Linked DNA regions of Homo sapiens: all the other regions are linked to region 3. The links are chromatin contacts, found by Hi-C or POLR2A ChIA-PET in ENCODE. All regions are on one chromosome and are shown on one strand. The core of a region is the stretch at or near the end of the contact, and the rest is flanking DNA. Distances in the headings are between cores, read along the strand shown.

Region 1 (2,700 bases), core at 109-2,608, 630 kb before region 3:
TCTCCACACAAGGACTTGCAGCCTCTGTGGCATCCTGGTCCCTCCCAGTCTGTCTCCCACCCCACAGAGGGCCCTGCATGCACAGGGCACTACAAGGGGACTAACTCAGGCCTGTGGATACAGCTCTGAACTCAGACACCTGGAGGACCCAGGGTGGATGTAGGGGAGCTCCAGCCCCTTGGGAAGAGCCCCATACCACCTCCCTAAACTTGAAGGCCACCACCCACGCCTGCTCCACCTCAGCAGGTGTGGGACAGGTCTGTGAGCATCAGGATCCCTCTGGGATGGCCCCAGGACTCTCCCCTGCCAGTCCTGCCCTGTTGTCCCAGGGAGCTCTCCATAGGGCTCTGGAGCTGGCAGTCACAGGCCCCGCCCCCAGATGGAGATGAAGCCGGATCTCCGGGATGATGGGAGCAGGGTGCCCATCCAGGACTCCTGGCACTGCCATCCCGACCCACTGGGCACCTGATTCTTGGACACAGCCCAGGACAGAGGCGATCAGATCCCACAGCCTGGCTGGGAGCTGGTGTGGGCGCCCTGGAGGACCTCAGAAGCTCCAGGCCCAGGCATGGTCTGGGCACAGCAGGCCCACCTCTGCCTGCCCCCTCATGCCACCCCCTCCAGCTTTCAGGGCTGGCTGTCCAAGAACAGGCCCCCTCCCCGCCACACACACACACACACAAAACCTGGTTTTGGAGGTATTGCCCACCTTACAGGGAGGGGGTACATCTTGGGGTCCCTCAACTTCGGGTGGGAAGGCGGACCCGTGGCCTGCCCCGAGTGGGAAGGACACCCTGTTTCCGGGCGTTGGGTCGCCCCCCGCCCCCTCCCTTACCCCACGTGGCTTCGGAAAACCCCGTCCCGGTGAACTCCCCAATCTGGGAGTCGCGGCGTGCGGGCCACCTGTCCGGGAGCCGCCCCCAAACTCCTCCCACTGCCAGCGAGGCAGGGGCCCGCTCCCTGCGGAGATCCGGACACCCCGCGTCGGGGCGCGAGGCTGGGGGTGGGGTGGGTGGCGGGACCCGGGACCGGGAGGGGACAGCGGGACAGACTGTGGAGGGCGGGAAGGCGGGGCCCGGGACGCTGGACGCCGGCCCCGCTCGCCGCCAGGCCCCGGACGCGGCCGCCGCCACCTGTCGCGCTCGTGGGCTAGGGGCCCCGCCGGGCCTGGCGACGGAGAGGGGGTCCCCAGGGTGCCCTCGGCCCGCCCTCCCCGGGCTCACCAAGCACACGGCGCGCGCCACCACCTGCGGCTGCGTCAGGAAGCGCCGCAGGTCGAAGGAGCCGCCCGCCTTGGCCGCGCCGTAGGCCCCGCTCTCCATGTCGCCGTCGCCGCCGCTGCCGCCGCCGCGGAACGCAGAGGAACCTGCCCGGCGCCCCGCCCGACTCCACCCGCCGGGGGCGTGGCCAGGCGCCGCTAGGGACCGAGGGCAAAGTGCGGCCCTCGCGAGCGGCGGGCGAGCCGCGGGACTGCGCTTCTAGAGGCGGGGAGGGGCTGTGGCCGCGGAGCACCCGGGTCCACCCCACCTCGGGGTTGAGGGGCTAGTCTCCGGGCCACGCCGGCCGCAGCACGGACCAGAAAGGGTCAGAGAGTCCCCCGGGAAGACGGACGAACTGAGGACCGCTCACCCTCTTTGCCCCTGCCCTCCCACCGCCTCCTCTAGGAAGCCCACCACCTACCAAGAACCCACCCAGGCTCATAAGCAACCCCTCCCCCATCCCACTGAAAAACCCAGGCCACACCCTGGAGCCCCTCCCTGCCTGGCCTGCCACTCTTTCCTCCTCTCTGGGGCTAAGCCTGGGGTAGGGTCAAAGACCCCCTCCCCATTCCTCCTGGTCTGGGCAGAGCCCCAAGGCTGTGAAGGGCAGTGTGGCGTCACACTTAAGATGGTGTGCAAGGCCGGGAGCGGTGGCTCACACCTGTAATCCCAGCACTTTGGGAGGCCGAGGCGGTTGGATCACCTGAGGTCAGGAGTTCGAGACCAGCCTGACCAACATGGAGAAACCCCGTCTCTACTAAAAATACAAAAATTAGCCTGGTGTGGTGGTGCATGCCTGTAATCCCAGCTACTCGGGAGGCTGAGGCAGGAGAATCGCTTGAACCTGGGAGGTGGAGGTTGCGGTGAGCCGAGATTGTGCCATTGCACTCCAGCCTGGGCAACAAGAGCAAAACTCTGTGTCAAAAAAAAAAAAAAAAAAAAAAAAAAAGATGGTGTGCAAGGCCGGGCGCAGTGGCTCACACCTGTAATCCCAGCACTTTGGGAGGCCGAGGCGGTTGGATCACCTGAGGTCAGGAGTTTGAGACCAGCCTGGCCAACATGGTGAAACCCCGTCTCTACTAAAAATACAACAACAACAAAAAAATTAGCTGGGCGTTGTGGTAAGCGCCTGTAATCCCAGCTACTTGGGAGGCTGAGGCAGGATAATTGCTTGAAACCGGTAGGCAGAGGTGGCCGTGTGCTGAGATCGAGCCACTACACCCCAGCCTGGGCAACAGAGCAAGAGTCCATCTCAAAACAAACAAAACAAACAAACAAACAAACAAACAAACAAAACCAAAAACGAAAGTTAGCGAGGCGTGGTGGCAGCTACTAGCAGTCCCAGCTATTCCAGAGGCTGAGGTGGGAGAATTGTCTGAGCCCAGGAGGCGGAGTTTGCAGTGAACCAAGATCACGCCTTTGCACCCCAGCCTGGGTGACA
Region 2 (2,700 bases), core at 166-2,665, 540 kb before region 3:
CCAGGTTCAAGCGATTCTCCTGCCTCAGCCTCCCGAATAGCTGGGATTACAGACATGCGCCATCATGCCCGGCTAATTTTTGTATTTTTAGTAGAGACGGGGTTTCACCATGTTGGCCAGACTAATCTCGAACTCCTGACCTCAGGTGATCCACCCGCCTGGGCCTCCCAAAATGCTGGGATTATAGGCATGAGCCACCGTGCCCGGCCGATTCCTGGTCATTTTCTAGGTGATGAAGTTGCTGGCTAAGATTGCTAAATAAATCAGATACCCACATTAAAGAATGAAATAATTAACTGGGTCTTTTAGTGTATATAATTTCAGTAAGCATCTAGGTATACAATGACATGGCAATTATAGTAAAATCAGTAAGACTGATTGAAAATTAAAAAAAAATCAAGATTATGTGAAGCTACAAAACTTTCAAGAATTATTAGGTCACATCAGCCATTCTTGACCGGGGTTTCATGAGAGAATTAAGTTCTAATGCTCTAAGGCATCTACTATATGTAATAAAGCAATTTTTCTCCTGTGCTTCTAGAATAGTATTTATGTATACCATCCTTAGAATAACTGAGAAAATAGTCACTCAAATGATTTTTTGTGTTCTGTGGTTCTCAGAAACTCTGGCTGAGAGCTCAACTGAAAAGACATGCCTAATTATAAAATCTGGTAGATTGGTAGATTTTCTGAACACAAAGAGGCCAAGCCATGTGCAGTGGTGCACACCCGTGGTGTCTCAGCTACTCAGGTGGCTGAGGTGGGAGGATCCCTTGAGTCCAGGAGTTCCAGACCAGCCTGGCAACATAGTAAGATGCTGCCTCTAAACAAAAACAAAAACAAAGAGGCCAAAACATTTACAAAACCTAGTAGGACACCTTTGAGTGAGAACTCCCTAACTCATGAAGAGTTTAAATACTTCATGAGAGTCTCAATGACATCCCTGACGTGAAGACAAACATTATCACAACTGCTGCTCTCAGCAGGTGCCGTGCATCTGCACTCGGCCTGCGTGCTCTAACTTGCATGGGTCTATCCACTCACCAGCTGCAGCTGATAGAGCTGGTTCAACATCGTCATATGTTGAGGATTAATTGGCGAGGTTAATAGTGCAGGGTTGAGACCAATGTTTTTTGCTGCAAACTGCAAAAGCTGTGCTTGAACCTGTTTAACATAAAATATACTATTAGCCGTTGTATCTCTGTTAAAATAGTTACTTGTACCTGTAGTTTTTCAAAATTCAAAAATGATTAAATGATAATTTGTAGGGAGACCCCCTGAAACTACTGCTATGGAATAAAAGATGAAATGCTCCTGATTATTGTAAATACAAAATTGCATGCAGGACTGTGTAAAGACAATGCAAGGTTGGGCTGCCAGAATGAGCCAACAGCGCGTGATGTGCTTCCCCCTGCAGAGAGCCTATAAATGGATGTGCAGTCAGGGAGGTTTCACATCACCAAGATTCCTATCCCAGAAAAGCAGATGTTCATAGCTCTGGGAATGGAATGCGACCCTTGGGGAGAGCCTATAAATGGATGCATGAGGGGCGCCTGTTCATATGGATAAGATAGGGTTACAAACGCCCTTATCTTGCCACAGCTCTTCTAGGTCTCTTTAGGGTTAAGGCATACTCCCTTCTGAGAATTTGTGGTCTAAACAGTTATCTAGTTTCATGTCCTGTTTCTATTGATTGTTTGCAACCAGCTTTTGCTGCAATTATTACTACTGATTAGTATCTTACTAAACACAGGTTATGGACAGACTGTGTTTCTGTTTTAAGGCTCTGTTAGAAACTGCTGATGCACACACTATATTGTAAATTCTTATCCCTGTATACTGTACTTCTGCATACCGATGTTATGTTAAAGAATTACTTCATCCCCATGTGATCATCTCACCTCATAATCAAACGACCCTAAATCCCTCACTAACCTACCCCTGCCCTCACTAAACTTAGTAATAAATGCCGGTATATCCAGTGCATTGGTGGCATCACAGGATCAGAAGGCGGTGACCCCCCGGACCCAGCTTTCACTATCTCGTGTGTGTCTTTTATTTCTCGACCTGCCAATCTGCCTGGGAACAAAGAAAGAGCCCTGTTGCACCGCAGGCTGCTGGCCAGATCCTGCAATAATAATTATATTTGTCTCATGGGTGAAATGTCAAAGGCCATTAAAAAATGTATGGACATTTTAACATTAGTAGTTAGCACGTAAAGAATAAGAAAGAAAGGAAAAAGAAAGGAGGGAAGGAAGAAGGAAAGTCTTCAGAGATCTCATCCTCCAAATATTTTAATTATAAATGAACTTTCCAAGGTTCTGTGTCCTTCCTATCAGTACTCACAGGTAACAGGGAGATACAGAAGAAACAGTGAGACGGCACACAGATGCCTTGCCATTTGGGACATGCTGGTTTGCTTTGTGTGGGGAAGACTAACTGCTTCTTCTGCTACTGCCTCTCAGACTGGGTGCAGCTGTGGCCTAGGTCTGGGCAGTGGGATGTGACTGGAAGTGGTGTGTACAATTTCAAGGCCACCGGCACAGTAGTGCTGCCTTTTCCCCTGTTCCTGGGAAGTGGCTATGGCAGAGTCACCCCCGATCCCTGCACTGCTTCTTTCTGCACTGTAACCTGAGAGAGATCAATGTCTACCTAGTTTAAGCTACTGTTTTTTGAGGCCTCTTTGTTATGGTGGCTTAT
Region 3 (2,700 bases), core at 1-2,500:
TTGCTGTGGACTAATTCTCATTTCAACATGTGGCTGTCATTTCCCTGTCATCATGGCTGATTTACAACAGGGTTTAATTAAATTCTCTGTACATTATTCAGCATTCTCCAAAGACAACACCAGAGAGGCCCGGGGTATTTAAAATGTCACCTGCTGAGACATATCACCTCTTCCTAAATAAATATGACAGTGATCAAACTTTGGCTAATTACAGTGACTTAGTTATTTGTTTGTATGTTTTAATATTTAATTGCTTTCATGTTCATCCAATTACTGAGCCACAGCAAATAGAAATTAACTTTTTATCAGCGTGACTCAGCCCAGCTCATAAGCACTCCAAAGCCTCAATACAATAGGAACTGCCCAAGCTGAGGATCACAGCCATGTTCTCAGCTCAGTGGACGGGGCCATTAAATTAAGGGAGAATCCTCACGGCTCCATCCCCGTTCCCAGCCTGCATGGGGCTGCGGGCCCAGCTTCCAGGAGCATCTAACTCAAAGCCAAGCAGCTGAGCGAAGGAACGCAGGCAGGGCTTCTAATTCCACACTGACACCCGATGGCCACTCTGTGCAACTGCCCCGGGTCCTTCAGATACTTAAGATTCCTGGGGAGATGAATAGGAACTCCTGGGTACACAGAAGTGAGAGTTTTTGAGTTCCCATATCAGTAACCTAAGTTTCTCCTCACCAGGGAGGCTCTTTCTTGATGGTCCTCCAGCTTTGAGGGCCATCTGCTCCTCTGGAGACGTCCTGGCTCCTTCTGCCAAGCTTCCTGGGACAAAGGGGACACCTGAGGGCTGGTTGAGTGCCTGCTGTTTTTAGAAACGGGAGCCAGGATAGGAACACAGCCCATCACCACCCGTCTTCTGATCAAATGCATTAGCCAGTCCTCAAAATCGTCCACCACGCCCTTGAAAGCCAATTCCTCTGATGTTATCTTAAAAGCTCCCCCTGGCTCTCTTTCCCACCCATCGTTCCAATACATCATTGACATCTTGACATCCACTCTTCTCCCAAGGCTAGCCTGGGCATGGAAGAATTTCTGCAGAATTTTAGAAATAAAAAAAAGAGGAAGAAGTAAGCCTTTCTGGGAAGCTTCAGCAATTCCAAATGGGATAAGCAAGTTCTACCTCCAGCCTAATCCCACAGCCTCATGGGATGTTGGCTTAAAATGTTCAACTTTCCAAAAATAAAAAATAATCTTTCCACGCACTTAACATCTTATCTCTCCTGCTCAGCTGTAAGCTCCTTAAGTGGGGGTGGGGAGGCTCAGAAACCAGAAGAGAGGCAGCTGGGGTAAGAGCTGCAGAAAATGCTGGCTGACCAGCTCTCTGTGGAAGGGGCCATGCCTGGCCTTTGTTGTTGTTGTTTTTAATAAGTACTTAAAACAAGTTAATAATATTTATATAAAGTAATATTTCTCCTATGATTCACTTTCAATTTATTTTAGAAAAAAATATATAAGTGTACCCAAAATTCCAAATCAATTTAAAGTAAGAACTCTCAGTTTTTGTCTAATACATCTTATTTTATCTTATTTTGAGACAGAGTCTTGCTCTGTCGCCCAGGCTGGAGTGCAGTGGCTCAATCTCGGCTCACTGCAACCTCCCCTTCCCGGGTTCAAGCGATTCTCCCCCTCAGCCTCCCAAGTAGTTGGGACTACAGGCACGAGCCACCATGCCCGGCTAATTTTTGTATTTTTAGTAGAGACAGGGTTTCACCATGTTGGCCAGGCTGGTCTCAAACTCCTGATCTCAAGTGATCCGCCCGCCTCGGCCTCCCCAAGTGCTGGAATTACAGGCGTGAACCACCACACCCGACCCAATAAATACTTTAACGTCCAAAAAAAATTAAAAATGGTTGGAAGAGTGTTTCTTGATAAATATCAACATTTCTTCAACGTAGTTGCCTGGTCTTTGTAAGGAGTGTGGCTCACTCGGGGCAGCCGGGGGTCCTACAAGGAAATGCATTCATTCATTGAGCAAACAACCTCTACCGTGCGCTAGTGCACTAGGTATGGATTTAGTGATGATAGAAACAACCACCACAGGAAGAGACAAGGTCCCTGTCCTTGTGGCGCTGAAGCTGGAAGGAAACTCACAGATAATTCCGAGTGGGTGAGCTGAGGTGTGGGGAGGAGACGCGGAGACCGCAGGGGCGACCTGCCTGGTCTGAGGAGCTGGGAAAGGCTTGCCTGGGGAGGCCGCATGTGAGCTGACAGCTGAAGACAGACAAAGAGCCTTTTTCAATTAACAAAGAGGAAGAGGCCTCGCGGAAGATTTTTCCTGGGGGCTCAGAGTTTATGCAAATTAACCCAGCCCAGAACGAGGAATTCTAATTGGCCCCAGCAGGTGCCTCCTCGGCAGGGTCGTCCTGCAGTTGGGCACCTGTGTGAACGTCTCCATCAGGGTCCCCGAGGCCAGCACTGGCTGTCAGACCCAGTCTCCTCAGACCCGGAGATTTTTACCTGAAATTCACATTGAGTCTTCACTCCCCGTTCCTTTCGAACTAACTCCCCCTGACAGGCAAGTCCTTATAGAAAGCGACAAAGCTTCCAGTCCTGTGGCTTGGCTGAGAACGACTGAGAAACCAGGATGGGAAGAGGCCAAAGAGGACACAGTGGACTGAGCTGGGCTGGGCATCGGGGAAGGCTGGACCTCAGGGTCGTCAGGTCCCTGCAACGCGGGGCTGGCTCCGACGG
Region 4 (2,700 bases), core at 22-2,521, 570 kb before region 3:
GCCACGAAGTTGATGACAGTTCGTTACGACAGCAGCAGGAAACTAATGTAAACCCTGTGCCTTGTGTTATTATCCCCCTTTACAGATGCTGCCACTGAGGTCACAGAGTTAGTAACCCAAGGCAGAGCCAGTACGTGGCAGGGCTGGTTTTAAATTGAGTCAGGCTGGCTCTGGGCTGCTGATTACATTTCCCTTTTCACTTTGGCCACTAGGAAGCTTAGATCCACACATACGCCCACTTCCTGGCTCTTGGTTTTTCCTTGTCCTTGTTTGGTGGCCCTTTCACCTTTTCTTTTATGTTTTTGCTGCTTGCGATGTTGAATACACCTCGTGAGTTTTCCCTCAAATGCAGTTTGGAACAGGATGGCTCTGGATGGGCTGATGGATGATTTCTCCTCCCCTTTGTGTTCTGGCCTTTCTAGGAGGGTGAGGACAAAATCTTCTTAATCAACAAGCTTCACTCCATCTACGAGAGGAAGGAGAGGGAGGAGAGGAGCAGGTGAGGGTCCGTGGAGGGATTGGGGACACTCTGAGCCTGGAGGGGAGAGGGGCCAGGGCTGGACAGTAGGGCTGCCACTGGGGCTACACCACGACATTGCTGACACTTGACCGCTTTTGACCTACAAAAATCTCCCCCCCGGCGCCCACCTTCACTCTCTCTAGAGCCTTCTCTGGCCTCCGGAGCCTGGCCATTTTGACAGGGACCTAAAATACATCTCAGGAGAAAGGCTGTGGGGCGTCTGGCCTGTCCCTCGCCGGGCCTTGGCTGCGCCCAGCCAGGTTGCAGGGATGTTGATGTTTATGGGGTCCCCTCAGTGATGTCTCTTTCTGGCAGGGTTGGGACAACCGAGGAGGCTGCGGCACCCCCTGCCCTGCTCACAGATGAACAGGATGCCTAGGGGGACGGCGATGGGCCTCACGGGCCCGCCCAGCACCCTGAGACCACACTGTTGCCTCCCAGTGACCCTGCTGGGACACCAGGACAAGGAAGACAGTTTCGCCTCTCGAAAGCCGCAGCTGCGCCTAGGCTGGAGCTGGAAGGGTGGGTGAATCCGGCTTGGGCATCCCCAATGAACTCTGCCCTGCCTGGGACTCTATTTATTCTGATTAAAGGGGTTTTGCAAATGGGCTTGTCCCTTGGGGCTCTGTGTCTGTGACCACACCCGGGGCCTGCTTCCCGCTGCCCTGGGGCCACCTCCAGGCGCAGGTCTGGGTCCTGGGAACCTCAGCTGGAGTGGGGGCGCCCTCTGCTGGCCAAGCCCCAGATGGCAGGGGCTGGACCGCGCCAGGGCTTGATTCGCTTGCTGCCTTTGACCAGCCTGAACTCGCGCCCAGGAGGGGCTTACACCTGCACAAGTGAGCCGAGCAGGCACGGATTGTGACCAGAGCGATGCGTCAACCATTGGGTGATGCTGTAGCATCTACTGGAGCAGGAGACAAATTTAGAGAGGGACTTGGAGGGGAGACATATCAGTTGCAAATGAGTTGTGGGGACAGTTGCCTCCCAGGCATAGGTAACCAGCACCTGTGCTTGGAGGCGAACAGGGCTTGGTGAGGTGGGGCTGGCCCCCTGCTTCTGGCTGCCAGCAGCTGGCTGGGGGGTGGTGATCCTGGGTCTGACTGGGCTGAGTTTGAGGAGCCCGTGGGATACCGAAAACCGTAGGCTGTGGGGGGTGGGCACAGGGATTCGGGGACCAGCCCGTCATGACCCCGTGCTCCAGGTCTGCAGGGACCAGCCCATGACAGCCCAGGGCTCCAGGTCTGCGGGGACCAGCCCATCACAGCCCAGGGCTCCAGGCCTGCGGGGACCAGCCCGTCAGCCTCAGTTCTCCAGGCCTGCGGGGACCAGCCCGTCATGACCCCAGTGCTCCAGGTCTGTGGGGACCAGCCCGTCAGCCTGTGCTCCAGGCCTGCAGGAACCAGCCCGTCAGCCTCAGTGCTCCAGGCCTGCGGGGACCAGCCCGTCAGCCTGTGCTCCAGGCCTGCGGGGACCAGCCCGTCATGACCCCAGTGCTCCAGGTCTGTGGGGACCAGCCCGTCAGCCTGTGCTCCAGGCCTGCGGGAACCAGCCCGTCATGACCCCAGTGCTCCAGGCCTGCGGGGACCAGCCCGTCATGACCCCAGTGCTCCAGGTCTGTGGGGACCAGCCCGTCACGGCGCAGGGTTCCAGGCTTGTGGGGACCAGCCTGTCACAGCCCAGGGCTCCAGGCCTGCAGGAGCTGCGCTTGGGATTGGGGGAATGAACCCAGGTGGGGAAATGGTCAAAGAGCGATGGGCCCAGAAAAGGGTCAGACCCAGATGGAGATGCCACTGGCTGCTAGCAGACCCCCACGCTGGGTCTAGCCCACCCAATCCCATGGGGATGCTCCTGTGCTCTGCAGACATCTGGGTGCTGCCACAGGGGCCCGACAGAGTTGGCATCTGGGTGGATCTGAGCCAAGTGGTGCTTCTGGGCCTCAGCAAGTAGCTGGTGCTGATTCTGGGCAGCCAACTGTGGCAGCATCTTCAGGTGCGAGTGCTGCTGGGTGAAGCTGCGTGGGCAGTCCAGAAAGTGACGTGACAGTCCACAGGGACCGACGTAGGGTTTCCAGCCCCTATCTGTGCAGATGCTGTCCTCCAAACCATCACGGTCCCTCTCTGGCTGGGGACGTGCGCCTGCCACTGCTGGCTTGCCAGCATGATCATTGGTTGTGACCTGTT

What was found. Hi-C counts contacts between places; a loop is a spot of excess contacts on that map. ChIA-PET counts read pairs that join two places held with the same protein, here RNA polymerase II (POLR2A). Pooled maps may share reads with other maps.
Region 1: a loop to region 3 is called in a map of naive thymus-derived CD4-positive, alpha-beta T cell, with 3 times the contacts of the local background. The contact joins the promoter of SYNGR2 here to the enhancer-like site in region 3. A Hi-C loop is called at or near these places in 2 of 168 maps with a recorded cell type or tissue (chondrocyte and naive thymus-derived CD4-positive, alpha-beta T cell) and 4 of 50 pooled maps. POLR2A ChIA-PET finds 5 or more read pairs at or near these places in 1 of 52 experiments (A673).
Region 2: a map of naive thymus-derived CD4-positive, alpha-beta T cell shows a loop between it and region 3 (14-fold over the local background). The contact joins two enhancer-like sites. A Hi-C loop is called at or near these places in 2 of 168 maps with a recorded cell type or tissue (heart left ventricle and naive thymus-derived CD4-positive, alpha-beta T cell) and 8 of 50 pooled maps. POLR2A ChIA-PET finds 5 or more read pairs at or near these places in 4 of 52 experiments (Caco-2, H1, activated T-cell and 1 more).
Region 4: a loop to region 3 is called in a pooled map, with 2.4 times the contacts of the local background. The contact joins two enhancer-like sites. A Hi-C loop is called at or near these places in 2 of 50 pooled maps.

The regions. Positions count from the first base shown.
Region 1 is chr17:78,167,239-78,169,938 of GRCh38, reverse strand. SYNGR2 (synaptogyrin 2) reads right to left here and starts at 1,358. Exons shown (of 4, transcript NM_004710.7): 1 at 1,224-1,358. The coding sequence starts at 1,322. RefSeq lists silencers at 896-1,055, 1,086-1,695.
Region 2 is chr17:78,081,511-78,084,210 of GRCh38, reverse strand. It overlaps TNRC6C (trinucleotide repeat containing adaptor 6C), which reads right to left. Exons shown (of 23, transcript NM_001142640.2): 13 at 1,045-1,164. Among named protein-coding and RNA genes, the nearest start is that of TMC6, 46 kb to the left of the region's middle. Within about 2 kb of position 1,415, at least 4 of the 41 ENCODE cell types and tissues checked have a DNase peak (open chromatin) inside an H3K27ac peak, as active enhancers do.
Region 3 is chr17:77,540,740-77,543,439 of GRCh38, reverse strand. No RefSeq gene overlaps it. Among named protein-coding and RNA genes, the nearest start is that of MIR4316, 150 kb to the right of the region's middle. Within about 2 kb of position 1,250, at least 5 of the 41 ENCODE cell types and tissues checked have a DNase peak (open chromatin) inside an H3K27ac peak, as active enhancers do.
Region 4 is chr17:78,111,347-78,114,046 of GRCh38, reverse strand. It overlaps TMC6 (transmembrane channel like 6), which reads left to right. Exons shown (of 20, transcript NM_001127198.5): 19 at 423-499; 20 at 836-2,700. The coding sequence ends at 899. Among named protein-coding and RNA genes, the nearest start is that of TMC6, 16 kb to the left of the region's middle. RefSeq lists an enhancer at 1,397-1,456. Within about 2 kb of position 1,271, at least 11 of the 41 ENCODE cell types and tissues checked have a DNase peak (open chromatin) inside an H3K27ac peak, as active enhancers do.